Regions from separate parts of the Homo sapiens genome. Here all the other regions are linked to region 2. A link is a loop called in an ENCODE intact Hi-C map of the cell type or tissue named here. Cell type or tissue: B cell. All regions are shown on one strand. Links, peaks and the distances in the headings refer to the core of each region. The heading gives the core; the rest is flanking DNA.

What was found. Peaks named below come from ENCODE experiments on the same cell type or tissue, not always from the same donor. Only the 100,000 strongest peaks of a DNase experiment are listed, where the experiment ranks them.
Region 1: a loop joins it to region 2, with 5 times the contacts of the local background. A loop is called at or near these places in 3 of 110 quality-filtered maps.
Region 3: a loop joins it to region 2, with 3 times the contacts of the local background. A loop is called at or near these places in 3 of 110 quality-filtered maps.

Annotation. Positions count from the first base shown.
Region 1 is chr7:7,852,239-7,862,885 of GRCh38, reverse strand. The region is part of intron 3 of UMAD1 (UBAP1-MVB12-associated (UMA) domain containing 1); the gene reads right to left. Among named protein-coding and RNA genes, the nearest start is that of GLCCI1-DT, 110 kb to the left of the region's middle. RefSeq lists an enhancer at 2,307-2,476. In B cell, for the core only: no CTCF peak of the experiment used is centred there; DNase peaks (open chromatin) are centred at 4,175 and 5,595; H3K4me3 peaks cover 2,236 bases; H3K27ac peaks cover 3,650 bases.
Region 2 is chr7:7,915,012-7,925,658 of GRCh38, reverse strand. It overlaps LOC124901586 (a long non-coding RNA gene), which reads left to right and starts at 2,438. Exons shown (of 4, transcript XR_007060206.1): 1 at 2,438-2,553; 2 at 5,364-5,522. RefSeq lists an enhancer at 5,033-5,082. In B cell, for the core only: no CTCF peak of the experiment used is centred there; a DNase peak (open chromatin) is centred at 4,958; H3K4me3 peaks cover 1,464 bases; H3K27ac peaks cover 2,786 bases.
Region 3 is chr7:7,816,027-7,826,673 of GRCh38, reverse strand. All of the region lies in intron 3 of UMAD1 (UBAP1-MVB12-associated (UMA) domain containing 1), which reads right to left. Among named protein-coding and RNA genes, the nearest start is that of RPA3, 100 kb to the right of the region's middle. RefSeq lists enhancers at 4,793-5,740, 9,381-9,470, 10,339-10,528. In B cell, for the core only: no CTCF peak of the experiment used is centred there; a DNase peak (open chromatin) is centred at 5,603; H3K4me3 peaks cover 895 bases; H3K27ac peaks cover 976 bases.

The DNA.
Region 1 (10,647 bases), core at 3,172-8,171, 63 kb after region 2:
GGTAAATTTCCATCAAGCGAAATAATTTTAAAGGTTACTTGTCTGTAGTTTTTTTGTTTTTTGTTTTGTTTTTAGGTCTCAAGTTTAGCAATTTCTTTATGGACAAGTGTCATCTGGATTGGAAAGTGAAGGTCCAAAAATAAAGACTGTGCCGCTATAGAAACTGAGTTTAAACTAACAGTTAAACTAAGCATCTTATTACTAGGTTAAATCTACCAAGCTGGTTACAACATGTAGTAGCTTAGAAAACTACAGCATCTAACCACAACCAAGGCTGCAAAACAGTTAAGACTTTTGTGCACGAATTCTTCAAGCTTATTATGTATACCACAGGTCTGAAGAACTTGATATCCCTTGTTAGTCACACTGGATTCTATTAATACTTAACTTCCCATTTATATAGCCTTATTTATTGTAAGTATCTATTCAACTTCTTCAGAATGTAATGCAACAAGATCATATTTTTTCCAGATAATTTAAAAGGAAAACAATGAGAAATGATCTTGCCCATCTCCTCAGCATTGCTGAACATTAATTTCACTGAAGGGAATAATACTCATTTCAGTGAAACATAAAGTACTTCAATCATCTACATATACAATAAGAAAGAAAATGGAACACTTTCCATTTTAAACCTGGTAAGAAAATATAAATATATTATACTAATTTGTTTTTATATAAATAAATTGACATCACTTATATGATATCGACTGAATGCAAATAAATGGCATAAGATACAGTCAAAAATACAAGAAGAAAGTAAATCTAAAAATATTAAGTACCAGCTGCATGTTGGATTTTTTGGTGTGTGCTTTGATAGAATGAACATTTGCCATTCTCATAACCTAAGTATGATATATATTTTTAAGAACAAATAATTAAATGTTATGACAAACAACAATGAATACAGTTATTTCATGTTAAGGCTGTTGTCTGAGCACAAAAACTAATCTGTTCTGCTGCTCTTAATATATGCTGAAAATGTATGCTTTGCCACTGTTTCTACAATTATTATACAAAAACATAAATATCTAATACTTAGTATGTACTTAGAATTGCTCATGTTCACCCTATGTATAAACATCTCTCTAATCTCAAAAAGTAAATAATTCTTCAAGAAATGGGAAAATATTGGAGAAGAAAAGCCTTATTTTCTGTGTAATTTGAATTTGATATATAGAGTAATCCACATACTTGGAAACACTATAGTTGGTGAATACACAACTGTGTGTTTTCATATACAGATGAAAGTAAGGAAATGTGTCATACCAAACTGAGTACAGAAATTATGAGGGTAGACTAATTAAATTCCAATGGGCGTATGAGTGATAGTGTTACTCACACTTGCTGCACCTAACCCAGAACTCCACTAGAAAAACAATGTTTGGCAAACTGAAGAGGTGAGCAGAAAGCTGTGTCACTTGACCTTGGCTCTCACTTGCAAAAGGTTATATTTCAAAATAGAAGATGGGGTTGGAAAAGTAAACACAGCTGTGTTTTCTCCACCCCAGTATGAGGATGAAGTGGCCATTCAGAATGGCAGGAGGCTGAGTCCCTTCTTGGTGCACACTCAGAGCTATTATTTCATTTCATGGCTAACTCAGGACAGTAGTTTGTTATTGTGGTAAAATATACAAAAATAAAATTTACCATCTTAACCATTTTTAAGTGTACAATTCAGTGGCCTAAGTAAATTCACAGTGTTGTGCAACCATCACTACTCTCCATCTCTAGAATCCTAAACAGAAACTCTATACCCATTAAACAACTCCCCATCCCTCCTCTCCCCAAGCCCTGGGTAAGCTTTTTGTAAACACTTTTTGTCTCTATATATTTGCCTATTATAGGCACCTTATATAAATGGAACCATACAATGTATATCCTTTTGTGTCTGGTCATTTTACTTAATAAAATGTTTTCAAGGTCCATATATGTTGTAGCATATATCAGAATTTCATTCCTTTTTAAGGCTGAATAAGATTTCATTGTATGTATATGCCACATTTTGTTTATTCATTTATCTACTAATGGACATTTGGTTGTTTCCATCTTTTGTCTAATGTAGGACAATTATTATTATTATTATTTTTTTTGTTATTTTTTTTTTTTTTGAGATGGAGTCTCGCTTTGTCGCCCAGGCTGGAGTGCAGTGGTGCAATCTTGGCTCACTGCAAGCTCCGCCTCCTGGGTTCGCGCCATTCTCCTGCCTCAGCCTCCCGAGTAACTGGGACTACAGGTGCCCGCCACCATGCCTGCTAATTTTTTTTTTTTTTTTTTTTTTGTATTTTTAGTAGACACAGGGTTTCACAGTGTTAGCCAGGATGGTCTCTATCTCCTGACCCCGTGATCCACCTGCCTCGGCCTCCCAAAGTGCTGAGATTACAAGCATAAGCCACCACGCTCGGCCAGGACAATATTTTTAAGTAAAAGGTGGAAAAGTTGAGAAACAAGTCTAACAGATTCATTAGGATTTGATGAATATAGGAATACAGAATATTTAAGTAGATGGAAGACAATTAGCAAGGGCCCGAAGTGAGAGAAACACAAACCATGGTTCCTGCTTATTTTGAATTATAAACTTATTTGGGTAAGATAAATTTGTACATTTTTATAATACACTCTTTGCTTGTCTTTAAAAATCATAATTAAAGTAAATCTGTTCAATTTAATATTTTATAAATTAAAATCTGAATATAATTGACACTATTTCAATCTTGTTTGAAACAGCTCCATAATCCCTAAGACCTTTCACACACACTGGAACTCTACACTACAATACTTTTCTGTGGTTATTATAAGGGTACAAGATGTCCTTACCCGCTCTTGGAGAAAGTCTACCCAATAAAATAGAGTAAATAATACCAAGAAGTGATTAAAAATGAGAAGCCACAATGGTGTCTAAAAATCATAAGAGGAAAATTTAAAGTTCACATAGCTTAATAAATTTCAAAAATTATAATGCTTCAACAAAGTAACAAACTTTACATAAGCAACCTGGAATTTCTTAAAGGAAAATACAGTCTAGTGAAAAAATGCTTTCAGATCAACAACAGAAAAGTTGATTAATGGATAATCAATTCTTAAGGTCATCTTTTTCCAGGATTCCTAGCATTTTTGGGAAAAAGGTAATTATCAGAATATATTCTGTTACTTGTACGTCAAGTTGAAAATTAATCTGCAAGACTTAGTAGAAAGAGCACTGGTCTCAAGTCTCAATGACCCCTGCCTCTACCTAAACCGTGTGACCTTAAGCGAATCATTTAACCTTTCTGGGTTTCAATTTACTCCTCTGAAACATGAGATAATTGAACCAGATGATCCAGCTCTCAAATGCCATGCTTCCAAGTAGACTTAGACCACAAATCTGCAATAGTAAAAATTCTTAAGGAAATAGTACTTAAATCAATATAAATGGTAACAATAGAAAGAAAGTAATTACTGAAAAGATACTCGTAATTCAGAAAGATATTCCAAAGGTTATGTGAAGGACTCATATAATGGAAGAATACCTAACTTCACACTGTTCTTGATTATGGTAAGAAACATAAACACTTAGGAGTCAAATAAGAAAAATACAGATAAGTGCCAATCTTCTCATAAGCACGGCCTAAAAATAATCTTTATAATTATTAAGAAGTCAGAATGTATTTTCTTAGGCTAATGAGTTCACAATAGAGACAAAAATCCTATATGCTTCTAACACACAGATGTAGAAAAATTATTATAATATATGCCTTGAAATCAGGAAAACAATAAATTAGATTAAATTAAAATTTATCCTGAATGCTAGTGCTTGAAAAGGCAATTTAGTTTGGAGGAGCTGAACTCTGGCAAAGGAACTTAGGAACACTTTCAAGATTGCTGGCCTCAGTTTGCTGGGGGGTATTTTCATTAGAAATATCTCTAGGAAATACATGAGTTGTGTTCTTTAAAATTTTTTGTTTTACTCCCATAAACAGCAAGGTGATAAAGTAAAATTTTCCTGAGATTAGTGGCAAAATCTGGAAAGAGAAGGGCATTAAGAAAGATGTACATGTATGAAAGAAAGCCATTAGCTAGAGGTGGAAATGACTGGTTACAAGAAGTGAAAGTGTGAGCATAATCCGTCTGCTAACTGTCAGAAATGGAAAACCGGATGTTATAGGGAAGAACCTCACACACTTCCTTCCTGGCCACCATGTGACTTTTCCATGGGTCAGGCTGGTTTTTCTGATGGCCGAACTAGGGAAGAGAAAAGCCTGGAATGACTGAGAGGAAGAAGCAACATCACACAGCTCTCTAGGACCCAGATGATTACGTATTTCACCAAAGTTTCTAGGTAGTCAACTTTTAAAACCCAGTACCAGATTTTCCTTTAGCCTTCTAGAAATCATTGCTATGGTTTCAACTGCCAAAGTGACCTAAAAGTGAACAGCTATAATTTCCCAAAGTGTTTTTAAGTGTATAGAAACTATGCTTACAGCCCAACAGAGCTTTTGTTTTTCCCTCCTCTGCCCTCTTTGCAGGTGAGTTGATAATCAGAATTCTCTGAAGAAACTAAATAATTTATGGTTCACTCCTGAGGGTAAAAATAAGGTGGTTTAAAATACGAGCCCTGATACATACTAATAAATAAATTATATTAGCTGTTACTGATTTTCGTTTCATTAACTTTACATCAAATCGGTCTTAAGCTTCCGATAGTGTGCCTATTTCTACTACCACCGTTATCAGTTCACACTGAATGAGCACTTACTTGCCAGTCACTGTTTTAAGCTCTCTACCTGAGTCTAATTTAATTTTTCCTTTATGAGGTAGGTACTATTTTAATCTCCACTTAACAGATGGGGAATACTGAAGTACAGAGAAGTCACACCGTCTAACTCTGGAGTCATAAGCTTAACCACTATTTCATGCTGCTTCCCAAATCCAACAGAGTATAAGGACATTTCACTTCATGCCTTTTAAAATGCAAAGCTATTGTTTCTAGAGACCAAAGATTATCTTCTCTTTCAGAAAGGGTTATAGATTCTTTTCTAATGATCATACTTATGTTTTCTCCCAAAACAAACAAACAAAGCAGATGGAATCTGGAGGACACCATTTTTTTGGAGGGGGAAAAACATTGTTGGCTGTTGTATTATGTGTCATTTTTATATCCAGCTCGATATGCTAATTCTATGTGGATCTTAGACACCCTGAAATTACAGGCTGTTTGGACTATTTTAATCCCTAAAAGCACTGTTGTGATCCCTGAATAATACATTTTAAAAATAACTGTTTACCTTACCTAAATGTATTCCAGTGAAATTTAAGAACTCAAAGTCACAACAGAGTGTCCTGTGTTCATGAGGACGACTCTTCCTGAGACAAGTCCTCTGTGGTCAGTTGTCCAGTAACAGGGACTGACTGCATTCAACTGCCCACATTCTCTAGCCCATAGCACTTGGCAAGCAATGGCAAGAAAGTGCCAGATGGTTGGGACCTAGGCTGCAATCTGTTCTCAGGAAATGAAAATATACCTTGCCTTTAACAGGCTGAAACACATGATCTGGGCCCACTTAACATGATTCCTGAACCAATTATGCTAAGAGATTATATCAGAGGCTAGAAAAGAGAATGAGAACATTTCCGGGACTGAATATAGTTGTAAACTCCCGGGTGGACCCTTAACTGTGGAAGAAAAGGGGAAGTACATCATCAGCATTTATGCCCAAAATAGTGCAAAAAAGAGTGGTGCTTTCATGCTCAAAGAGTACAGTTGATTTTTTAAAAGACCCGTGTGTATATTTTACTTCCTATTTATTTAATTGCTTTGAACTAAAACCTAAACAAAAACCGAATAATGTGATATAGTCCAAAATACAATTTTATGGTGGTTGCTTGAAAAATTATTGAAAATACCTGGGATCATCAACTATAAAAAGTAAAGCAAATCACAAGTTGAAAAATTTTTTAAATTCTGAGTAGACGATCAGTGAGAAGGAAACATAAAAACTATTCTGACTTGCACAAAAATGTGCCCAACTGATGCTATTCCTTCAGTTTTCCTTTTATACCCAAAAGTTAATTTGTTTTTGAAAAGAGACCTGTATGGTCAATATATGTAAAGTATATGCTTTTCTGTAGCATGAGCTTTGTATTGTCCCCTAGTATGGCTTACTTGAGTTTAGGGAAGCTCAATTAATGTAATATATCACATCAATAGAATAAAAAATTAAAACCACATGACCATCTCATACGGTCAACTCAATAGGCTCAGAAAAAAACATATGAAAAATATCCAATACCCTTTCATAAAAAGAAAAAAAACACACCCAATGATACGGTTTGGCGGTGTCGCCATCCAAAATCTCATCTTGAATTGTAATCTCCACAATCCCCATATGTTGCGGGAGGGACCTGGTGGGAGGTAATTGAATCATTGGGGTGGTTTTCCCCATGCTGTTCTTGTGATAGTGAGTAAGTTCTCACAAGATCTGAGGGTTTTATAAGCATCTGGCATTTCCCCTGCTGGCACTCATTCTCTCTCTTGCTGCCTTGTGAGGAGGTGCCTTCTACCATGACTGTAAGTTTCCTGAGGCCCTCCCAGCCATGCAGATCTGTGAGTCAATTAAACCTCTTTTCTTTATTAATTACGCAGTCTCGGGTATTTCCTTATAACAATGTGAGAACAAACTAATACAATAAATTGGTATTGAAGTAGTGGGGCATAGCTTAAGATACCTGATAATGTGGAAGCAACTTTGGAATTGGGTAATGGGCAGAGGTTGGAACAGTTTGGAGGACTCAGAAGAAGACTAGAAGACGTAGTAAAGTCTGGAACTTCCTAGAGACTTGTTGAATGGCTTTGACCAAAATGCTGATGGTGATATGGACAATGAAGTCCAGGGTGAGTGGTCTCAGGTGGAGATAAGAAACTTGATGGGAACTGGAGTAAAGGTCATTCCTGCTATGCTTTAGCAAAGAGACTGGCAGCATTTTGTCCTTGCCCTAGAGATCTGTGGAACTTCGAACTTGAGAGACGATGTAGGGTATCTGGCGGAAGATATTTCTAAGCAGCAAAGCATTCAAGAGGTGGCAGAGCATAAAGTTTGAAAAATATGCATCCAGATGATACAGTAGAAAATAAAAACCCATTTTCTGGAGAAAAATTCAAACCCTCTGCAGAAACTTGCATAAGTAATGAGAAGCCAAATGCAAATACCCAACAATGAGGAAAATGTCTTCAGGGCATGTCAGAGAGCTTCGCACCAGCTCCTCCCACCACAGGCCTGGAGGCCTAGGAGGAAAAGACGGTTTCCTGGGCTGGGTCTAGGGCCCCCCCTGCTGTGTGCAGCCTTGGGATTTGGTGCCCTGTATCCTAGCCACTCCGACTATGGCTAAAAGGGGCCAAGGTACAACTCAGGCCGTTCCTTCAGAGGGTGCAAGCCCCAAGCCTTGGCAGCTTCCAGGTGGTGTTGGTCTTGGGGCATGCAGAAGACAAGAATTAATGTCTGGGAACCTTTGCCTAGATTTCAAAGGATGTATGGAAACTCCTGGATGTCCAGACAGAAGTTTGCTGCAGGGGTGGAGCCCTCATGGAGAACCTCTGCTAGGGCAGTGCAGAAGGGAAATGTGGGGTTGGAGCCCTCATGCAGAGTCCACACTGGGGCACTGTCTAGTGGAGTTGTGAGAAGAGAACCACGATCCTCCAGACCCCAAAATGGTAGATTCACTGACAGCTTGCACCATGCACCTGGAAAAGCTGCAGACACTCAATGCCAGCCTTGAAAGCAGCTGGGAGGGGCTGTACCCTGCAAAGCCACAGAGGCAGAACTGCCCAAGGCCTCAGGAGCCCACCTTTTGCATCAGCATAACCTGGATATGAGACATGGAGTCAAAGCAGAGTATTTTGGAACTCTAAGGTTTAATGACTGCCTTACTGGATTTCAAACTTGCATGGGGCCTGTAGCCCCTTTGTTTTGGCCCATTTCTCCCATGTGGGACAAGTATATCTACCCAATGCCTGTACCCCCATTGTATCTAGGAAGCAACTAACCTGCTTTGATTTTACAGGCTCATAGGCAGAAGGGATTTGCCTTGCTTTAGATTAGACTTTGGACTTGGATTTTTGGGTTAATGCTGGAATAATGCTGGGTTAAGACTTTTGGGGACTGTTGGGAGGATATGATTGTGTTTTGAAATGTGAGGACATGAGATCTGGGAGCGGCCAGGGGTGGGATGGTATGGTTTGGCTCTGTGTCCCCACCCAAATCTCATCTTGAATTGTAACCCCCATAACATCCAAGTGTTGTGGGAAGGACACAGTGGGAGGTAATTGAATCATGGGGGTGGTTTCCCCCATGTTGTTAACGTGATAGTGAGTTCTCACAAGATCTGATGGTTTTATATGCGTCCGGCATTTCCCTTGCTGGTACTCATTCTCTCTTCTGCTGCCTCATAAAGAGGTATCTTCTGCCATGATTGTAAGTTTTCTGAGGCCTCCTCAGCTACGTGGAACTGTGAGTCAATTAAATCTCTTATCTTTTTTTTTTTTTTTTTTTTTTTTGAGATGGAGCTTTGCTCTTGTTGCCCAGGCTGGAGTGCAATGGTGCCATCTTGGCTCACCACAACCTCTGCCTCCCGGGTTAAAGCAATTCTCCTGACTCAGCCTCCTGAGTAGCTGGGATTACAGGCATGCACCACCACACCCAGCTAATTCTGTATTTTTAGTAGAGACAGGGTTTCTCCATGTTGGTCAGGCTGATCTCAAACTTCCAGCCTCAGGGGATCTGCTTGCCTTGGCCTCCCAAAGTGCTGGGATTACAGGTGTGAGCCATGGCACCTGGCTAAACCTCTTTTCTTTATAAATTGTCCAATCTCAGGTATTTCCTTATGGCAACGTGAGAACGGACTAATACACCCAACAAAGAAAGAATAGAAGGGCTCTTCAGCAACCTGATAAAGTGTGTCTATAGAAAACCAAAGCTGACAACATTATTAATGGTGAAAGACTAGATGCTTTTCCCCTAAGACCAGGAACAAGACAAGGTATCCATTCTTGCTACTTCTATTCAACATTGTACCAGAGGTTCTAGTCAGGGCAATTAAGCAAGATCTCGATGACAATAATAATAGTTATCTAAATTAGGAAGGAAGAAGGAAAACTATCTCTATGTACAGATGATATGATTTTCTATGTAGAAAATCCTAAGGAATTCATTAAAATACTATTGGAACAAATAAGTTCAGCAGGTTGCAGAGTACAAGATCAATATACAAAAATCAGTTGTATTTCTATATACTTGGAATGAACAATCCAAATATGAAATTAAGATAATTTCATTTACAATACTATCAAAAATAATAACATGATTAGGAATAAATTTAATGAAAGAAGTACAAAACTCATACCCTGAAAACTACAAAGGATAATAGAAAAAAATTAAGACCTAAATAAATGGAAAAAAAAAATCCCACGCTCATGTATCAGAAGACAGTATTGTTAAGATGGCAATACTCTTCAAATTGCGCTACAAAATCAATGCAATCCTTATCAGAATCCCAACTGATTTCATTGTAAAAAAGTGGATCCTAAAATCCATATGGAATTGCCAGGAATCCAGAATTGCCAAAACAATCTTGAAAACGAACAAAGTTGGAGGACTCACTCTCTGATTTCAAAATTTTAGGCAATATTAGTCATGAGACTGTGGTATTGACATAAGCAGAGAGATATAGATCAATGAAATCGATTAAATGTCCTGTGTGATATTATGATATACATATATACTGGTTTTCGTCCACAGTTTCTGGCTCATAACTCCCACAGCATTTGTTATATAATGTCGGGGTGCTTTAGGCCTCAGAAAAAAACTCTCTCTTTCTGACCTTCTCCTGCCCTCTTTTCATGGCCCAAGGCAGGACTCTACTCTGAATGTTGGGCTATACGACCCTCATTCCAGAGAGGGTCCTGCCTCATATCCTGAAGAAAGAAATGCTGCACAGAGAGGCGAGAAGAATGTGAACAAACAGGTCTTGCTGGGTTTCCCCACTCAGTTTATTAATATTAGATCATATCCATTTTGTCCAGTCACATTTCTACATAGTTGTCAATTGTCTATCCAAGGATGTCTGCATAAAAGCCTAGGAGGACAGGGTTCGGGGGGCTTCTACAGAGCTGAATATGTGGAGGCTGACAGGAAGGAACTCATTTACGTGTTGGAAGGTTAGCACGTGCCAGCTCCACAGGAACAGAGTTCCTGTGCTCATGACCCTTCCAGACCTTACCCCGTGTATCTCTTCATCTGGCTGCTTATTTGTATCCTTTAAAATATCCTTTGTAATAATCAGTAAACATGTTTCCCTGAGTTCTGTGAGCCACTCTAGTAAAGTAGTCAAACCCAAAGAGAGGGTTGTGGGAACCCCAACTTAAAGCTGGTCTGTCAGAAGATCCAGGGGCCTGGACTTGTGACTGTTGTCTGAGGTGTGGGGCAATCTTGGGGATTGAGCCCACAATCTGTGGGATCTGACACTATCTCGAAAAAGATGAAGTAAAATTGAACTGGAGGACACCCAGCAGGTGTCTTCTACAGAACTAATTGCCTGCTTGCTGGTAGAGTGATATCCCCACATATTTTGAGGTCACAGAAATCTTCTGTGTTGGCTGCTGTTATGTTGATGTGA
Region 2 (10,647 bases), core at 2,486-7,485:
CTTACTAGTTGCATAGTATTGAGATTTTCTTGACAACAAAAATAAGCTGTTGGAAATGGTAAAAATATGAGTTTTTAAACAAGTTGCCTTGTAATATCAGGACACTATTCCATTTATAAGTAATGAGAGGGAACTTCATTTGTTCTGAGAGCCACATTCTAGGTTAGTCTGAGACGAGTTGGCATGTTGTTGGTCTCTATTGTAATAATATTCAGTACATGGCAGGCTTGAATGTGCCTGTTTTAAAAATAGCATTTTGTGGCCAGGTGCAGTGGCCCATGCCTATAATCCCAGCACTTTGGGAGACTGAGGTGGGCGGATCACCTGAGGTCAGGAGTTTGAGACCAGCCTGATCAACATGGAGAAACCCCATCTCTACTAAAAATACAAAATCAGCCAGGCGTGGTGTGGTGGTGCATGCCTGTAACTCCAGCTACTCAGGAGGCTGAGGTTGTGGTGAGCCGAGATCACACCATTGTACTCCAGCCTGGGTGGGCAACGAGAGCGAAACTCCATCTCAAAAAAACAAATAAATAAATCAATAAAAATAAATAGCATTTTTAATAGATAAAAAATTAGCAAAATTCCAATCAAATGTTTCTTGACCCATGATTCTCCTCAGGGACACAATAGGGTGGGGCAGGGTAAGAACACTGTTCTGGTTGGTTCTCTCCAAGCTGTAGTCTTCTCCACTACACAGGCAGGATTTTAACAACCTATCTGCTAGCCTTCCCTGCATGCCACCCCCCATACTGCCCTGCTGTAGACATAAATGATGTATTCCTTTTGCAGTGTTCTTTATTTCAGTTAGTGGTATCACAACCTTAGGAGCTGCAAACCCCTTCAACTTTTCCTTTTCCTCACTCCTAACATTTAATATCTCCCAAAGATCTACTCATATCATCTCCAAACTATCTATGGAATCTGATCTCTCATCTCCCCTTTGTCCCTGCTGCAACTGCCTCCTGACTGCTACCTGCAGACTTCAGCCTCATCCTATCCCTCCCTGCCAGAGCTTCTGTTCTGAGACACACATTTGATTGGATCATTCTCTTGTTTTAAAGCTGGTAACACTGTCTTGCACCTAACTGGTTAAAGTTAAACCCCTCAGCAACTACAAAAGGCCCTCAATAGCCTAACCCCACCAACCTCCAAACTCCTCTCCTGCTGACTCCTTCAACCCAGGCAACTCTGAACTTATCACACTGCATGCACCTTATCCTTTGCATCTGTCTTCTTTGTGCCTGAAGAACTACTCATCCTCCAGGACCCAACTCAAACACTACCCCTTTTTCAATGCATTTATTGATTTTCCCAGGCAAAGCAAGTTGTGATTCTTGAACTTCATTTGTATTACATATCCTTGTAGCATCTGCTCCAATGTTTTGACTGCAATCATCCTCTTGTATGTCTCTCTTTTCTCCCAAATACTATGAACTTTTAGAGTGCAGGTATTGTATCTCATCCATCTTTTTAATCCCAAGCATGTACCATCATGCTTGATATGTGCCTGAAACATGGTATACTTTCAGTGCATATTTTTCAACTCTTTATTACAGCATTTCATGTGGAGTTTGTTCTTGATTCTCAGAGTAATACACAAACAGAAACCACAATGGCATCCTGTAGGCTGCCTGTTGCAAAGAGCACACGGTAAATTGTCAGTTTCTTTCCTCCTTACTCTAATTTCTCCATTACATTGGGCATTTAAATCCTTTATCTTCCTCTGAGTTCATTAACATATTTCAGAATTGAATTTTGAAACATCTCTTCTTTATGGTGTTTTCTTTCCAAAATTTACTTATCCTGTCCCCTCTCAGGTTATATGAAACTTTCCTGGTGTTTAGAACCTCAAACGGAACTAATTTCTCTTCCTAATTTCAGGTCAGATTTTGGGGAATGTGCTCAGTTATCATGCTCCAAGATAGAGATTCCCTTTCATTGTTTTTTTCCTACTACATTCTATCCTTCCCCAAAGAGGTCGTATTGAAGTGATTTGCAAATCTTAGGTCCTCTGCCCCCATAGTCCTTGAACCCTGAAAATGCTAAAGTAAAGCTGGAATTTTAATTATTTTTGTGTATTAATGCTACATGCTACATTCAATAAAAATCAGGAGTAAATTTTTACTGAATCATGGGATAGATTCAATCAAAATCTATCCCATGATATTATTACTTCTTTACAAACTCAGTTACTTATTATTCCTGACCATTTGGATATTTTACAGATTTTATCATTTATTTGCTCCATGATTTTACTTGAAGAGAATTTAATAACACTTACTAGGATGATTGTCCTTCCTCATCCATTCAACCATTCCCACCCCTTTTCAAGGCATAACATTTCCTATTTCCAATCCTCCTCGGGTTTGTAAAAAAAAAAAAAAAAAAAAAAAATCGCTTGGCAATGGTTCACTAAGAATTGCAATTTAATCCTTTGGAATAACAGGCTTTTCATCTGTGCTCCCTGCAATGATCCGACGATCTGCCACACAATCAGTTCCTTAGAAAAGAACAATGCAACTCAAAAGAAAAGAAAGTGCTGGCAACATGGTAAAGAACATGAGGCCTGTTATAAAATTTGTAAATATAAATTAACCTTGGGAGTAAATGGCATCAAAATATGAATTATTGCTCCTTTTCAAAAGAAGAATTAGGACATTTTTGGCAGCAAATGCAAATGAACCTGAGTGTCTGTGCTTTTGATCCGGACTGTGTAAACACAGGCTCATAACTAGGTAGTTTCGTGTTTATATTGGTGGAGTCTCTAAAGTTATGCTTACCGACCCAGGAACAATGCAACACTCAAGAAAGAGCAAACACAACCTTAATTCTTACCTCCCATGGCCCTTGACCTAAGGAGTGTTTATCTAAGTTGTTTTGCATCTTGTATTTTAGGGAGCTGGTTATTATTAAAAAATACAGATACAGTCCTATATATCTAAAATGCTACACACACATTTATTTAAATGGGATTAGTCTGTTATAAAATATCCCCCTTTTAAGGCAATTATAGGCCATCAACAATCTGCATAGCAATTTATCACCTCGTTTTCAGTCATTATCACTGTTAGTCAACCATGTGTTCCACAGCCTAAACATCACTGAGAGTTCACTGGGATTAGTTAGGTGTTTTAAGAGTCATTATCATCACCATTATTACTACAAATCACACCATTTATTTAGCACCAACAATCTGCTGAAGAAAGCAGGTTGGCACAATTTACAGTGGATAAGAAATAGATGCCACCTACAAAAGGAACATGGGAGTGAGCTCCAGCAAGAATGAGTGAGGGAAGATGACTTAGCACCATCTTTAGGAAAGTGTGTGGGGATTAGATACTTTCATATCCGGAATGCGGTCTCCTGGAAAGACAAACACTTTGTAAAAATCCTTATGTTTCTCCAGTGGCCTGATCAATAGAGAACTAAGAGAAGTGACCAGAAGACATATTTAAAATGACAGAATTTAGAAAAACTGCTCATGTCTATGGTACAACATGACTTTTTTTCTGCAAAGCCAATTGAGACTATGGCTCTCTCAAGTCAGTCTGAGCCTAAAGTTGGTGTCTGAGTCCCCTTCTCTACCAGCACAGGCTATTATGTAACATCCAGAGGAGTGAGCCAACTAGTCAACCAAAGCAGGGTACAGAGAGGTTGGCAATCTGAACTCAGCCAACAGATTACCACATAATAAAAAGGATGCATTGCCTTCTGATCATTACAAGAAATTTAAGGCTCTACTCTGCCTCATTTGGAACCTACTAGAAGCCAACTCAAATACTCCTTTTTCTTTCTATAAAATGTAAACATTAAAAGTCAAGTGACTTTAACGTGATTATAAACTTTAACTTGGAAACTAAGTTTTTAAGGACAGAGCAGAGAAAGTTTTTATTTTTTATTTTTTGGGGCTTTCATAGAATTGGCCAAAACTTTGAACAAAGCTTAAGGGTGAAAGGAGCCATTTGGCGAAAATGTCTGAGTTCCTGCTTTATATTTTTATTTAAGGACTGTGAAAATTTGGAGTAAAGCAATAGTTCATATCAATAAAAGTTTAATTTATTTTATGTTTATTGAGAAGGAATTAAGTCCAAAATCATCTAAAATTTGGTGGCTAGTGACATCTGAATAATTAATGAAATTAGTTTTCATGAAAATCACATATTTTCTTTATATGAGATGTGATATGATTTTTGACATTTTAAAAGAGCTGTAGGATAAATAATCTATTATTATTGGGGTCAGATTTGTACACATGATAAATATTTGACCTTTTATATATCTGTAGGACTTCTGGTTACAATACTTAATAAAGGTTAAGGGCACTTAAATTTTGACAAGCCCAGATCTTCTATAATGTCTGAAGATTCACAGTACCTTCATTTTACCCCAATTAGCATCCGTACACATAAATATAACTGAGGAAAAAAGAAAAATTTTCCACCTATTTCAGTTTGGTGTTCTGAGTCTGAGATAAGTGCATATTATAGAAAATGACTGCAGGAGAAAATAAAAAACAGTGGCTGAGAGGATATAGAGTCCAGGAATTCTTAAGTATCTGGGAAGATTTTAAAAGTAAATACAAAAAAGAAATTTTGGTGGGCTTTTCCAGAAAGCAAAGTAAGCCAATACATTTTATTACGTATTTATGGTTTTTGAAAATTTTTGTTTTCTACGAACCTACACCAGCTAGAAAAATAATTGCCAACTCTTCCCACAATGACTGATGCCGTTTGTGATGTTGCTACTGGCAGAAAGATTTTCTCAGAAGACTGAAAAAAAATAAAATATAAATATTGTGGTTTTTTATTGTCTTTATGAAAAACTATATTTTTGGCCCTTGGACCTGAGAGATAATTTACATAGCCAATTACAAAAGCTCTCACAGAATGACTGCACACCTGCATTGGGTGAAACCGAAAGAAAAACTCTCTTGTTCAGTAAAGCACCATATGCAAATTGGGGGAATAAAAGGAGCACAACAGCTGGCATGAAAAGAATAGTTTACAGATTCTTAGGGAGCACTGGTCTGGAGGCATTCAGAAGCGTCATCAGGCTGGCAAAAGTGCACTATGCAACTAGGGTAACCTTCAGTATGAAAAAAAAAACAGCTTTTAAAGAAACAGGTAAATGTTATTATGATCAAAGTCCAAAACTCATTGGCATTGATAACCGAGCATTGAGCAAAATGGAAACAGCCGTTAACAAATTCATTAAGAGCCTCTTTACATTCCCACCATCAATTGAAAACATATGTTTAATCTGTACTCTCTTTAATTTATTTCAATTATTATTGGTAGAAAAAAGGTAACCTGCTTGAATATCATAAAGATATGTCAATGACATACTTCTTGTATTTCCAGGTCAGGTTGTGCACACCTTCAGTCAACATTTATATAAAATGACAGCAACCTTTGAAGGCCTAGTTCTTCCTTGAGCAAAGAAGTGATTATTCATCACAAAGGGACAGCTAAGAGGATCTTAGAGGCAATGTTGCCTATGGAAAGAGCTCTTGACCATTCGTAAGTTCAACTCACTCATCTATTAAACGGGGCTAATAATACCTGTCCTGCACATTTGCACTGTGAACATCAAACCAAATCATAACAGGTGAAAGCATTTTGTGATGTGTAAGATGACAAATAAGTGTAAGGAATTGTGATTCATAAGTGAATTCAATAATAGCTATTCTTAGTTTATAGAAATGACAGAAGTCTCAAGTCCCCAAAGAGTTTAATGCAATTATAATTATTTGATCCTTATACTTATTTTGATTAATAATAATATTCAGCAAGAAAGCTGAATTTCCTTTTCAGGCCACCCTCTGCCAGTATTTAAGCTTGCTTTTTATGTGTTTGTGAAACTCACTGAACTCAGCCAAGATTTTAACAGGGAAGTCCCAATGTTGATTAAAATGGCCTATTTTGGCACTTATGTCCTAAATCTAATCGCCAATGACAAGATAAAACGAAACAAACAAAACCAATGTCTCATTCCATGCAATCCCAGAACCCTAAGCTGTTCTCATTCTTGGTCAACTGACCAAAAGACTACCATTTTAGGCAAGAAATTACACAGATCATTGCTCTTCTATGTAAACCTTATAATAACACATTCATAATACACTGGGAAGCAACATCAAAAATATTCAAGGTTCAACTGTGCTTACAGAGTACATTTTGTTATTGTAGCTTTTATTTTTTTCTTTCTAGAGAAATTTACAATTGAGTATCTGGTCATGAAGTTCCTAAAAGCTGTTAGCCATGCAAGTAAGCTTTGAGGTTAGAGGTGGATAAGCCCAGAATAGAACTTCTTTGCCTCAAGTTTTACATGCTTATCATTTGGTAACTAATTTTGCTTTATGTGTGTAGGTGAGTGTGTGTGTGTGTGTGTATGTGTGCATGTGTGTGTATGTGTTGTCTTTTCCTTTTGAGGGAAGAGGCCCAAGAATTGGTGGGCCTTTTTACAATCAATCTGGATAATAATAATAACCATGTACAATGCTTTCTCCCCCTTTCTGTGGCCACTAGTCTTCAAGTCTTGGGAGTCCCTGACCCCCATTCTGTGTTGTCTTTATGTAAACAGGTTTTCTCACTTTGCAAGCTTAAGGCAAAAGGCCTGGCTGGGCCACTTTAGAGACAATTTTTTCATTTGTAAAATAAGCACTCTTGAGTTAAGGCTTTCAAGGCCCCCTTCAGCTCTGAAACACTCATGGCTTGTTAAGCAACACCTCCAAAGATGACCCAATGTCTTCAGTGTATGAGCTTAATAAACTTGCTCATGAAATTTGAGACCTACTTCCAGCATCTATCACAAAGTTTTCCTATCTTCTTTATTGAGTTTTCATTTCTATTTCTACAATTGACAACCATCTAACAACAACAAAAAAAGCCACAACTAAAATAAAATTTTTGCAAAAGGACATTCAATAAGTCAATCTTATTGGAGCTAATTGTCTACTCTGTGGGAATGAATATGGAGTATTTTTACTGTGAGCAGTTACACTTCAAATGACAAATATTTACTGAGATGATCACTGGAATATCTATTGGTGTCAGAGCAGCAATGCTAATTATTAGCTGGCCACTTAAGCTGGCTAGTATCTACTCTAAACTGTTACTAACTGGCCTAGAATGAACTTCAGTTCCCCTATCTGCAAAGTGAGAACTGGGCCACCGATATAGCTCTTGAAAAGTATTTGTAATCATTTTAAGTCTCAGAGGGTGAATGACCACCTGGGAACATCTGAGATTTTGGGGGACGCATTTACTTTTGGGGCCATTAGAGAAATCATTTAGTACTGCAGCAATGATTTAGTTCTGTTGCCCCAAGGGCCCCAAAGAGTTAATGCACTTCCCATAAAGCTCCTGCCTTCTCTGTAAATCGACAAATTTATCAGATGGTGCTTTTGACAAATCAATTTGCTTGACACAGGTGGGCATTTTACTGCCAACATCTATTATAGAGAGAGTACATTGACTCTTCTTGGCTCATAAAGGAATCAGGGGCCAAACCCCAACAGGCATCTACACAGCACTCTGCATCACAGAGTAGTTTGAAATTATTTATGAAACAGAGTTGTTAACTGCTGGGACCTTTTGCTGCCATTATTGTAGTCTCCGATCTTTAGAAGAACAATGCCAAATGGTGGTGGCAGTTACTTGAGAGAGTTGTGATTTTAACATTTCATTATTAATGATAGCTATAGGATGTGAGCACCTATCCACCACCTGTTCTTACACCTCCTTCCATCTGGATTCAGACAAAGAGGGACATTAAAGAAGGTGAATCCTACCTATGTTCTGGATCTGTTCTTCTTGTCTCCTTAAGCAGCATTTTGATCAAATATTACTACTCCCTCCTGAGTCATCAATTTTTTTTGCTACATTTTTCTTCTAAGCCATGTGAAAAACTCCAATCTTAAATAAATCATGTTCTACCTGGATTTTACGGCCTTCTTTGCTCTCTCCATCTCTTTCTTTCCTTTCTTTGCTATGTCTGGGAAAGAGAAGTTCATACTTAACTGTCTTGGCTCCATCACTCATTCACTCCATGGCCCCTGTAGCCTTCTCTGAATGTGGGTCTATCTGTTTTGTTTATTTTATTTTTGAGACAGAGTCTGGCTCTATTGCCCAGGCTGTAGTGCAGTGGTGTGATCTCGGCTCACTGCAGGCTGTTCTTCCTGGGTTCAAGAGATTCTCCAGACAGCCTCCCGAGTAGCTGGAGTTACAGGCAGCCCCCACTACGCCTGGCTAATTTTTTGTATTCTTAGTAGAGACAAGGTTTCACCATGTTGACCAGACTGGTCTCGAACTCCTGACCTCAAGCGATCTGCCCACCTTGGCCTCCCAAAGTGCTGGGATTAAAGGCATGAGCCACCGTGCCCAGCCTGAATATGGTCACTATTTATGACAGCCTAGGTCCTCCACATTTTCAAGAACCTATAAAATGTTTGAAAAAAAATGTTTAGAAAAACATTTTAGAAAAATTAAAAATTGACTGACTCAAATACAGAAGAAAATAGAACATTTTAATTTGTAATAATTTCAAAGGGAAAAAGGTTAATCTCCTAAATTTTTATGACATAAATTTAATATGGAGTTTGGTGCATTTTAATGTTTGCTGTAATATGTGGTTGGATCCTCAGAAACCACTGTGTTCAGGATCTAGAAGAGTTTTAAATGACCCTGATAAGAGATCTAATTGCCAAATCCAGTGGGCGATTTTTAATCCTTATTAAAAAATGAAGCAGCATTGGATAATGTTGACCATGCCCTCCTTTCTCCTCCCTTGGTTTCTGTCATATCACCATCTCCTAGTTTTTAACCAACTTCTTTGAGTACTCCTGCTCAGTCTACTCTGGGGTTTTCTTCTACACCCGGAATTCCATCTTGGTTGTCTTTTCTTGTTAAATGTTTTCCTTGACAATCTCATCCACATCCAGGTTCCATGCCCATTTATATTCTAAGCTCCATCACCGTCTGCACTGGCAGTTCAACTTCAACGGCCCCTGAAAGTCTGCTCCTCCTTTCATAGATCCTGAGTAAATGGCACACTATTAATTCAATGGCTCAATCCAGAAATTTGGGAGTCATCTTACATTCTTTTTTTTCCCCTCTCATCTTATAGTCAATCAATCACCAATTCCTGTCAATTCGATTCCTGCAATCTCTTACATCTGTCCACTTCTCTTCATCTATTAACAGCACAACTCTGGGCCAAGCATGGTGGCTCACATCTGTAATTCTAGCACTCTGGAAGGTCAAGGCAGGAGGATTGCTTGAGCTCAGGAGTTCAAGACCAGCCTGAGCAACACAGCAAGATATCATCTCTCCAAAAAAATAAAAAAATTAGCCAAGTGCAGTGGCATGCACCTGAAGTCCCAGCTACTTAAGTGGCTGACGCAGGAGGACTGCTTGAGCCCAGGAGATCAAGGCTACAGAGAACTTTAATCATGCCAATGCACTCCAGCATGGGTGGCAGAAAGAGATCCTGTCTCAAAAACAAAAAAATTCACAACTCTGATTTTGTCATACCCATGCTTAATCTCTTCAGTGGCTCTCAATGACCCTGGAATGAAGTCCAAAATCTGACCCTGACCCTCTCCATGAGCTGGCTGCTGCCTCCTTTCCAGTCTCATTTCCACCCATTCTTCCATTAGAGAGTACTTCTTTGAATCTCCAGATCATTTCCACAGCACACCACCACCTGCCACCATTACATTGTCTTTGCACTATGGGCCTCATCTTCTGCAATTCCCCATCACACTTTTAATTACTTGTTTAATGTCCATTTTCCCCAGTAAAAAGAGTGCTTAATATTTGTTGGGTACTTTCTATGTGCCAGGAAGTTTCACACATATTATCTCATTTTAATCACAACAGTAACTATGAGGTAGGTTCTATTATTACTCCAATTTTAAAGATAAGGAAACCGAAGCATTGAGAAATTGAAGGCCACACAGCTAGTATGGAGTAAATTAAAACTAAAACCCAGGCAGTCTACATCCAGGGCCCATATCCTATCCACAATTAATATTGCTTCAGTGGCCAGGCGCCGTGGCTCATGCCTTTAATCCCAGCACTTTGGGAGGCTGAGGCGGGCAGATCACCTGAGGTCGGGAGTTTGAGACCAGCCTGACCAACATGGAGAAACCTCGTCTCTACTAAAAATACAAAATTAGCCGGGCATGGTGGCGCATGCCTGTAATCCCAGCTACTCGGGAGGGTGAGGCAGGAGAATCACTTGAACCCAGGAGGCAGAGGTTGTGGTGAGCCAAGATCACACCATTGCACTCCAGCCTGGGCAACAAGAGCGAAACTCTGTCTCTGAAACAAACAAACAAACAAACAAAATATATATATATATATATATATATATATATATATATATATATATATATATATATATGTAGCTTCAGTGAAACAGTAAGGTCTACAAGGGGAAGGGCTGAATCTTGTGTCTCCAGAGCCTAACACAGGATTGGCACAGAATGGGGGCCAACATGAAATTGCTGAAATAATAAATACAATTCAATTCTTAGATTGGCATATAGGGTCCTCCACAATCTTACCCTGACCTACCTCTCCAGCCTCATATCCCGGTACATCTGTCCCTCCTTCCCCATGCCCTATCTTCTAGCCATAT
Region 3 (10,647 bases), core at 3,079-8,078, 100 kb after region 2:
CTCCTGCTATGGTTGAAGATGCAGTGACCATCTTGTAATCTAGAGGCAATCTGATATATAAAAATCACACATCTAATAAACAGCATGGGTAGACCAGCTATCCAGGTGAAAAATCAAGAACCATTTTTCTATTCACCAATTGAGGCGAAAGAAATAACAAATGGTGGGAAGTGAGTGGCTAACGCACAGGACCAGTTTAACAGGATGGAATTTACCTAAAGTTTTATCAAGTGGACAGTTGATCCACTCAGGCACTCAAACATTTCTCAAGTGCTTGTCATTTGTGAGACTTAGTACTAGATACTAGAGAATCGAAATAATGATGATTGTGTCCTATCTTCAAAAATTAAAGGTGGTGATGCAGAAAGAGAAAAAGTTGAGGAAACTGTTAGTATCATGGAGCCACTATTATCAGCCCTCAATTGCCTAACGTGAGACATTTCTAGATAAAGAAAAACAAACCCCTGTTTTGTTAAGGCCACCAGTTCAGGAATATCAATTACTTTCAGCCAAATGCAATTTCTGATTCATCCATGTACATACAGTCAGCCCTCTGTATCCTTAGGTTCAATATCCATGGATTCAACCAACTACTGATCAAAATTATTAGAAAAAAACCAATACAACAATAAAGTATAACTTTAAAAACACTACATCATAACAACTATTTATATAGCGTTTACATTATATTAACTTTTACAAGTAATCTAAAGATGACTTATAGTATAGGAAAGGATGTGTGTAAGTTATATGCATATACTGTGCCCATTTTATACCTGAGACTTGAGCACCCTCAGATTTTAGTATCTGCAGAGGTCATGGAACCAATCCCCTATATACTGAGGGACAATTATACACGTTATAGGCACAATCTAGGGAATCCTATTTGAGTGGTGATTAAAAGGTCCTCAGCTTTTTCACAAACACCTTTTTCCTTGGTACTGTAAAGTGCATATTTGTTATAAAATATATCATGCCAATATTATTCATTCTTTGGAAATAGGGTGATATGGTTTGGCTGTGTTCCCACTCAAATCTCATCTTGAATTCCCACATGTTGTGGGAAGAGGCAGGTCTTTCCCATGCTGTTCTCATGATAGTGAATAAGTCTCATGAGATCTGATGGTTTTAAAAATGGGAATTTCCCTGCACAAGCTCTTTCTCTTTGCCTGCTGCCATCCATGTAAGATGTGACTTGCTCCTCCTTGCCTTCCACCATGATTGTGAGGCCTTCCCAACCATGCAGAACTGTAAGTCCTAAAACCTCTTTCTTTTGTAAAATGCCCAGTCTCAGGTATGTTTTTATCAGCAGCATGAAAATGGACTAATACAGATGGATTTAAAGTTTCTGTAAAAATAAAAATGCTATCTGAGAAGAGTTACACTTTAACGTATCAATATAATTGACTATCTCGTTGTGAATGGACTTATTAATTAACTTCAGTGATGGGTAGGCCCTGAGGGGATGGAACACAAGATATTAATAGAAAAGTTTTCCTGTAGGAAGATTACACTCCCCCCTGCGCCCACCTCCTATCCACTCTATTCCCATCTCTAAGATATTGACAGGCAGCCTTAGAGGTCAAGGATATAAAAACTGAAAGGAGAGCTACAAACCTGAATGGAAAGTGTGCCAAAGGCAAACTTACACCTCTGTTACATAATGCTACCCATGACCACCCCTCTATATGGGCCTACTTTATTTATTCTACAAAAACAAAAAAACAAAACCCAGTTAACTAATAAACAGCATAGGTGGACTAGCTATCCTGGTGAAAAATCAAGAGCCATTTTTCTATTCACCAATTGATGTGAAAGAGAGACAAATGGTGGTAAGTGAGCGGCTAATACACAGGACCAGTTTAACAGGATGAAATTTACCTAAAGTTTTACCAAGTGGAAAGCTGATCCACTCAGGCACTCAAACATTTCTCAAGTGCTTGTTATTTGTGGGTTAGTACTAGATAGTAGAGATTCAAAATGATGATGATAGTGTCCTATCTTCAAAAATCTTCCAAACTTCTACTGGTGATTGTCATGTAAATAAACCATGACAAAACACTGTGAAGCATGTGGTACCACAAGTGGATACAAAAGCTCAAGTAGGATAGCAGAATTCATTCTAAGGATGATGAAGAGTGGTCAGAGAAAGCCTCACACAGGGAATGATACCTAAACAGGATTTTCCAGGATGATAGGATTTTGCTATGGAGATGAAAGAGGATATGCATTGCAGTCAGAGGGAAAAATGAACAAAACCTGATGATATGAATGTTTTATGTATGACAAATATTTGTTATTGCTGTAGCATTGAGCACTGAGGAAGAAGTAAAAGAAGGGGGAATTAATTAGAACACAGATCAGGGAGGGTGCTGGATGCCATGCTAATCAACTTGGATTTTATCTGATAAGTAGTTACTGAAGGTGAGCCGGGGTACTTGGAATGGAGTGAGGCTGGAGGAAGGAATATCACCTGGGAAGCCTTAGTAATAATCCAGATGACAAAGGATGAGGACATGCAAGTTACAAGTGGTTCCTCTCTGATTCTGTGGAGCGGAGGGCAAGGTGGGAGGTGCGGGAGGGAAAGGAAAGGAAGGTTAAAAATCATTCAGCTGATGGTAATGTTTGTTGTTTGGAATAGTCACTTTTTATCCACTTGCCCTCAACATTGTTTATAAGGCACCCAGGAAATGCACGTTCTCTATGAATTCACTCTTTCAAAGGTTTTTGTCTGGGATTATACTGCTAGGCATTTAATACTAAATGAACCAAAAATAAAGAGATGTGAGAAGGAGAAGCTGAAGCTTTTTGCTGTAGGTGTCTTCTTAGCTTTACGAATCAATATTATCACTTTACAAGGAAGCATTTTTCACCTAAAGGGAATGGAGAGGGGATGCATTAGATTTCTCATATTGAAATCTGTCTTTAAATCATCCTTATTACCATCTTTAAACATATTATTGTGAAAATTATCCAGAAATATATACGCTAATATGTTTTTCAAAAATAAAAAAGAAAGCATTTTCTCTTTTTTAAAAAATGAAAAGTAGGTAAGATGTGAATAGAGCCTGCCCAATTCCCAATTCCTATCTCCCAAAAGACATGTGGACAAATGAGAAAGCATACCTGAGGCACTTTGGGCTTCAAAAAAATTGGGCAAACGGAGTGCAGGAGGGCCAAACATCACATTTGCCAGACTTGGGAATTCTTTGAGTTAATAAGAGGGCTGAGTTATGGCGGGGGTTGCCAGATCAAATATAGATAACTTTTTTTGGTCTAAGTATAACCCAAATATTGCACAAGACAAACATACTAAAAAATTATTTATTGTTTATCTGAAACACAAATTTAACTGGGCATCCAGTAATTTTATTTGCTAAATCTGGCAATCATAGTTAAGGGAAAAAAGTTGGCTGAATTAATGACCTATTTATCTTTTTGGGGGTGACATTTTGGCTTCCTTTATGTAATAAGGAGTGTTATTAACTACATATTAGGGGATTATGAAGCACAACAATATAAAAGTGTGAGCTTAAATGACTAATTATAAAAACTTTCCCAACAACATTGGGATCTCATCTCTTAAGTACTGTGCTCTGTATAAAACATCAAGGGAGGAGCACTCCTAATCAATAAAACAGAATATTAAAACCTTAAAGAAAGAATAAATAATGTTCATTGACACATATTAGCACTATAACCTCACAGACAAGTATTCTGAAAAGCAAACAGCCCATAAAAATATAGAGGCATGAAAATTTTTCTAAACACATGTCACCTAAAAAAAACTTGTTAACAAAGCATATTTTCATTATAAATGACAGAGAAGACAACCAAAAAAAAAAAGTTTTTCGTCTTCATAGAAGTCTTACTAATATGTCTTCAATTGATTGCTAGAAAAAGAGAATGACAGGGGCATCTCTGGAATCCAAGCAAGGTAGGAAGCCGAACTGTTCAAATCTAGGAATTTTTCTGTATTTACACTAAAGCGTTATGGCTATTTCTGATGCATTTTAAGCTTACTTTTATTACTTCCAGAACCCTTTCCTCATTAAGGCACAGATATAAACTGAGAGCTACTTACAGGGCAGATACCAAGTGGTCTGTGTGCTGGTGGGATATAGACCTCCACCTTGCATGCATATCAGCTGAAGAAAAAGAGCCCTTATTCATCAAATTTAAAAAGCGCTCTCTCATTTCATGCTAATTGTATGGTCCTTTGCATGATATACAAAAGATTGCCCAAGATGAAAGGCATGAAAAACAAAACGACCAGGCTCGGGTTGTTTTTTTTTGGAACAAGATTAACTTACTACCTTTTCAGAGAAACTAGATGACTAATTCAAATATTACATTTATCTTCACAGACTGACCTTACAGATTTCATTATTATCAGCATTTACCCAACTGCCTCTCTCTTTTTCATACAGTGTGACTTCACTGTACTATTCTCAGTGCGCCCAAACCCTTTAAGTTTTTGTCAAACAATACATACATCAAAAATTTTAAATAAAGTACACAAGCTTTTCACAGGTAAATAGCTAAACCCCCCTGGAAAAGAGAGGCTGATTATTAATAAATGCTTGCTTTCCAGTTCCTACCATATGTAGGTTTTGCTTTGGCTGATATCATACAAAAGCACATCAACAACTCATTTTTGTTTACTAATAAGTAATATTAATGTAATATTACAGTAATATGTAATAATATAATAAGTGATAGATTATTACTCAAGGGTTGTAAATAAGATGGTCAGCCATGGTAATTTATGACATAATTTATGGGATATAGTAAAACATGAATTGGGTCTCTGAAAACCAATTTAGATTTATGTTACCATAAACATCAACTGAATACTAACAACCACATAAAAGCCATCAGGGGAAGAGGCAGAAAGGAGAGAAACAGTAGGTACAGTTCACTCATTTGGCTGCACAACCGCAAAGCAGTACTTAGCCTTCCGTATCTATCGATTGCTATTAGTCAACTGAATCAGGACTGGCAATTTCAAAGAACAGCTGCTTCAACCTGGAGCCCTTGAAGAGACCAAAGAATAATTGGGCTTCTCAGATTTCCAAAGAATTGACTGTTCAGAGGTTAAAAACCAAATCATATAAGCTTTTAATATCTGATATTTACTGTACATATTAAGAATTTTTAAATCTATTAGACTGGCATTGTCCAATAAATCAGTGAGGTGAAACACATATAATTTTAAATTTTTTGATAGCCACATTAAGAAAGTTAAACAGGTGAAATTAATTTTAATATTCTTTTTTAAATCCAATATATCAAAAACATTATCATGGCAACATGTAACTAATATAAAATATTCAGATATTTTACAATCCTTTTTTTCATACTAAGTCTTTGAATCCCAGCATGTATTTTACATCTGAATACAGACTAGTCACATTTCAAGTGCTCAATAGCCACAAGCGGCAAGTGGTGACTGCATTAGGCAGTGTGCTTAAAATTTCACAAACTTGGGGGTGGGGGGAAAGCTTTGTTTTAATTACTACCTAATGTTTTCCTGCGAGTCAGATCTCAAGCCACTAGTGAGGTTACTTGTTCTTTTGTGTTCATGAACACAGTAAGCTACAAAATACCAGAAAGCTATACCACTAAAAACAGGAATTGAATCCTAAAAAAGTCACGCTTAATTTTCATTAATAACTAGTACTTAACATATTAAACTACTGTTTTCCTGGTTACTTTTCAGATTCTGCAACAAACTTCAGGAGTTTCAGTTTTTCTCTGAGGATCTAATTATCAGCCAAATCACCCAACATTCAGTGAAATATTCACATCTTTACTATTTGCTAAATATTTGAATAAAATAATATTTCAAAGTAATAAACTATGCAATTCCTAAATCCAAACTGGCTTATGACTAATTGGTAGGAATTGTACATTTTCCTCATGAGAAGAGTTTGAAAAAAAATCAAGAAAAGAATAACTAAAAGCAAATGAGTACCAAAATACACTAAATTCCAGGCTAACAAGCTCTTTGGCCCTTATGAAACTACAAAAGACAGCTTAAAGTCTCGCATGCTAAACTGACACCTGACAGGCCATTTTGAGGAGCTGAAGCATAGATGATCATTAGCAAAACATAAGTGACAGAGAGGTGCCAGTATTCAATCCTCAAATCTGAATATTCAAAATTTAAAAGACATAATATTTTAAAATAAATGTTACTTTTTGTTTCTCATTTATTGTTAGAAAATTTTAATTTCAACTTGAATTGTGAACTGACTGATACTGCCAGGCAATGCATGTAGAAACCAAAAAGTCAGTGGACTTATAGATGCTATAATCAATACCTAAAAAGATCTTGAGATACAAGCTGAGTATTCATCTTAATCACTTCTAATGAGATTAGGTAATTAAGTTAAATACGTCAGAAAATGAAACATTCTCATATTACTATGCTTTAGTCTATAATTTATCTATAATTTAATCAATAATTCTCATACTCTCCTGTATCACCATCTTTCTGTATTAGTAACTCCTTAACCCTTAACTGAATTGAGGAAAAGCAGTGGTTAAAACTGATTCATTTGGTTAATTAATGTTTAGCCCTGTGATGCCCTAAAATTTGCCTGAGTGACAACTACCTCTAAAAGACATAGTTGTAGCCTTCAACCCCAAAGTTAGTCATGGTCAATTGTTTTGCTTGATCTTGATATGATGAGTCTTAGAACTTAACACAATTTTTTTAACCACAAATCTTTGGCAGAGTAATAACCCATACATTTTCAGATATGGAGAACAGAGTTTAACAGAGCCTCATCCAAAATAGGTGTATAAGAAATATTTGGTGAAATAAATGGGATGGTCTGCTATTTCAACAGTGTACCCGGATGAGAAGTTAGAGAACTGTATTAATAATTTATTAACCAAACTGAACAGGTTTTAGTTAGGCAATGATAAAAATGCAAATGCAGATTTACTCATCAGATATTCTGGTGACAAAATCACCTTTTTCAGAATGTGAACCCATTTTTCTTTCAGAGCAAAACTAAAACTATTTTTGTTGAAAGCACGAAACACCGGTTTTGGTTCTCCATGTCAACAGGCGTGGAAAAAACAAGTAATATACACGTAGCTTTATCCAACTCAAAATGGCCCTCCTCTTTCAGATCTGATTCAGTGGCCCTTTTGTGTATGTGTGATTTCTGCAGGCTCCCAGCGTGTGTATAGCATAGCATACCTAAAGAGACCCTGCAGAAATCACATTTATGCAGCTCTCAAGAATCTTATATTCTTCTAGTAATTACCTACAACTTACCAGATACAGCGTAATATAAACAACTGCTGAATGTTATTTGATACATCAAAAATGGGGGCTTAAAATTTTGAGAAGTAATATATTCATGGTTTGAAGAAAATCTTCAGATGCTTGTCATTTACTTATTTTGTCAAATTCCTAATTTTTGTGCAAGAAGGTCCTGTACTATGGGGCTAAAAATCATACACAAATTTACCCTTAGGAATCACTGCTTAAAAATAAGAGGAGAGGGCCGGGCAAGGTGGTTCATGCCTGTAATCCCAGCACTTTGGGAGGCTGAGGTGGGTGGATCACCTGGGGTCAGGAGTTCGAGACCAGCCTAGCCAACATGGTGAAAACCCGTCTCTACTAAAAATACAAAAATTAGCTGGGTGTTGTGGCATGCATCTGCAATCCCAGCTACTTGGGAGGCTGAGGCAGGAGAATCGCTTGGACCTGGGAGGTGGAGACTGCAGTGAGCAGAGACTGTGCTATGGCATTCTAGCCTGGGCAACAGAGCAAGACTCCGTCTCAAAAAAACAGAGGAAAAACTATGGGCAACATAGCAAAACCCTGTCTCTACAAAAAATACAAAAATTAGCATGTTTTCTTTATCCAGCCTTTCACTGATGGGCATGGAGGTTGATTCCATGTCTTTGCTATTGTGAATAGTGCTACAATGAACATAAGTGTGCACGTGTCTTTATAATAGAATGATTTATATTCCTTTGGGTATATACAGTAAAGGTATTGCTGGGTCAAATGGTATTTCTGTCTTTAGGTCTTTGAGGAATCACCACTGTCTTTCACAATGGTTGAACTAATTTACACTCCCACCAACAGTATATAAGCATTCTCTTTTCTCCTTAACCTTGCCAGCATCTGTTATTTTTTGACTTTTTATTAATAGCCATTCTGACTGATGTGAGACGGTATCTCATTGTGGTTTTGATTTGCATTTCACTGATGATCAGTGATGTTGAGCTTTTTTTCATATGATTGTTGGACAGGTGTATGTCTTTTGCAAAGTGTCTGTTCACGTGGTACACATAAACCATGGAATACTATGTAGCCATAAAAAAGAACAAGACCATATCCTTTGCAGGGACATGGATGGAGCTGGAGGCCTTTATCCTTAGCAAACTAATGCAGGAACAGAAAACCAAGTACAGCATGTACTCACTTATAAGAGGGTGTTAAAATGATGAGAACACAGACACATAGAGGGGAACAACTGGGTCTTATCAGAGGGTGGAAGGTGGGAGGAGGGAGAGAAGCAGAAAAAATAACTAAGTACTACTAGGCTTAATACATGGGTGAAATAATCTGTATGGCAAACCCCCATGACACATGTTTACCTATGTAACAAACCTGCACATCCTGTGCATGTACCTCTGAACCTGAAAGTTTAAAAAGAAAATTAGCTGAGCCTGGTGTCACATGCCTATAGTCCCAGTGACTCGAGAGGCTGAGGTGAGAAGATCACATGAGCCCAGAAGGTGCAGGTTGCAGTAAGCTGACATCATGCCACTGCACTCCAGCCCAGGTGACAGAGTGAGACCTTGTCTCAAAGAAAAGGGGGTGGGGGGAACATACTGAAACATCTAAAAGGTAAAAAGTACCATTGAAAATGTGTCTTTAGTCAGGAACGGATGCAAAAACGGATGAGATACAGAAAAGAAAATCCAAAATACAACCAAGTTTTGAGGAAAGTCATAATACATAACAAATAAAAAATCAATGTGGCAGGTTAAATTGGACAAGAGAGGCAAGAGTCACTTTAGGATTTGAGAATTAGAATCATCATTCAGCTGGTATCATGGGAATTATTAAACATAACCTGAAAAACTAACAGAAACTGTTAAGAACCTGGTGAGAATAATTCACTTCGGAGAGATGAAGTAATGTTTCAAATATATTCCCATTACTCTAGCACCGAAAGGTAAGGAGGTTATCCAAAGTTAGAGCTTTTCATGGTTAAGAGTAATACTTAGATAACAAGTTCTTCTGTCTTTTGTCTAGTCTGACTGTTCCTGCACACATCAAACATTAAATATTTATTGAGTGGCTGATGCATGCCACGCACAGGGAACAATGATGAGTCAACCCGAATCCCCACTTCATGGCACTCCTGGTCAGATGTACAAGGTGTTAAGGGACCAGAGGGGAGACTAAATGGCATTGAAGATGAAAGATATTTGAGCAGGGGTTTGAAGGATGAACAGGAATTTGCTCAGTGAACACAAGACGTATGGGATAAAGTTCTTCAGAGAAGTGACAGAAATTGCACAAACTTCAAGAGAAAGGAATATACTCAAGAAATGGTAAGAAACTCTGTATGGTGACACAGAACAGACCTGAACGTTTACACAGAGGAGCAGGACCAGACCACGAAGGACCATATATGCACAGTAGACACAAATTACTGGATTTTATCCTACAGGCAGCTGAAGAGCCTCTGATGCCATCAAGTAAGGCAACTACATGGTCAGATTTGTGGGTGAATGGATTGAATGAAAGTAGGACTGGGCATTAAGGGCTATTACAAAAACTCTTTGTAATAATCCATGTGAAAGATAAGGCCAGAACCACTGTAGTTGCAGTGGGGAGGTAGAGGAAAGGACAGATAAGCAAGGTAGCCAGAGGAGGTAGAAATAAAGTGATTGGTGATCAATTGGGTTGAGAATGAAAGAGGAAGAAGTCAAAGATAATTCCCAGGCTTCTGACTTGAGAAGATACACCTCCATGCCAACTCATTCTATCAGCTTTCCTTTTGGACTTTGGCTCACTCAGATTGGTCACTGCTGCTTTGCCACATTCTCTTTGTCCCAAAGAATGTCCTTGAATGCTACCGACACTGGTGGCATATATCCCAAGGCAGTCATTCCCACCTCTGAGTGGCGGTGATAAGAGAGAAGCACCACTTCTTCCTCTCCCGGCCTCATCTCTACAGCCTTCAGCAACTAACAGCAGCAATCTTTTATAGAACACTCAGTTTAGTTCTGCACACAAATCATTGAAGTCAATATATAGTTATTGTGGACCTCACAGGAGAAGGCACTACGGAAAAGAGAAGCAAAGTGAAACAGCAGGTTTCTGCAGCGTTATTTATATAGTGGAGACAGGAAAACAACACGATGCAAAGCATAGGTTTTGTGGTTAGTCAGGCGCAAGTCTCAATTCCGGTTCCATTAATGTTACTGTTTTTTTTGTGACCTTGGGAAATGGGTATTGTTGAGCCTTGGTTTCCTCCTCTATAAGATATATAGATAATATTGCCTACCTCGTCTGTAAAAATTAATGAGTTAATACATGTAAAGGTCCTACCAGCATTGTGCTTAGCTTATCCAAGATTTTTTTTTAAATTAATGTCC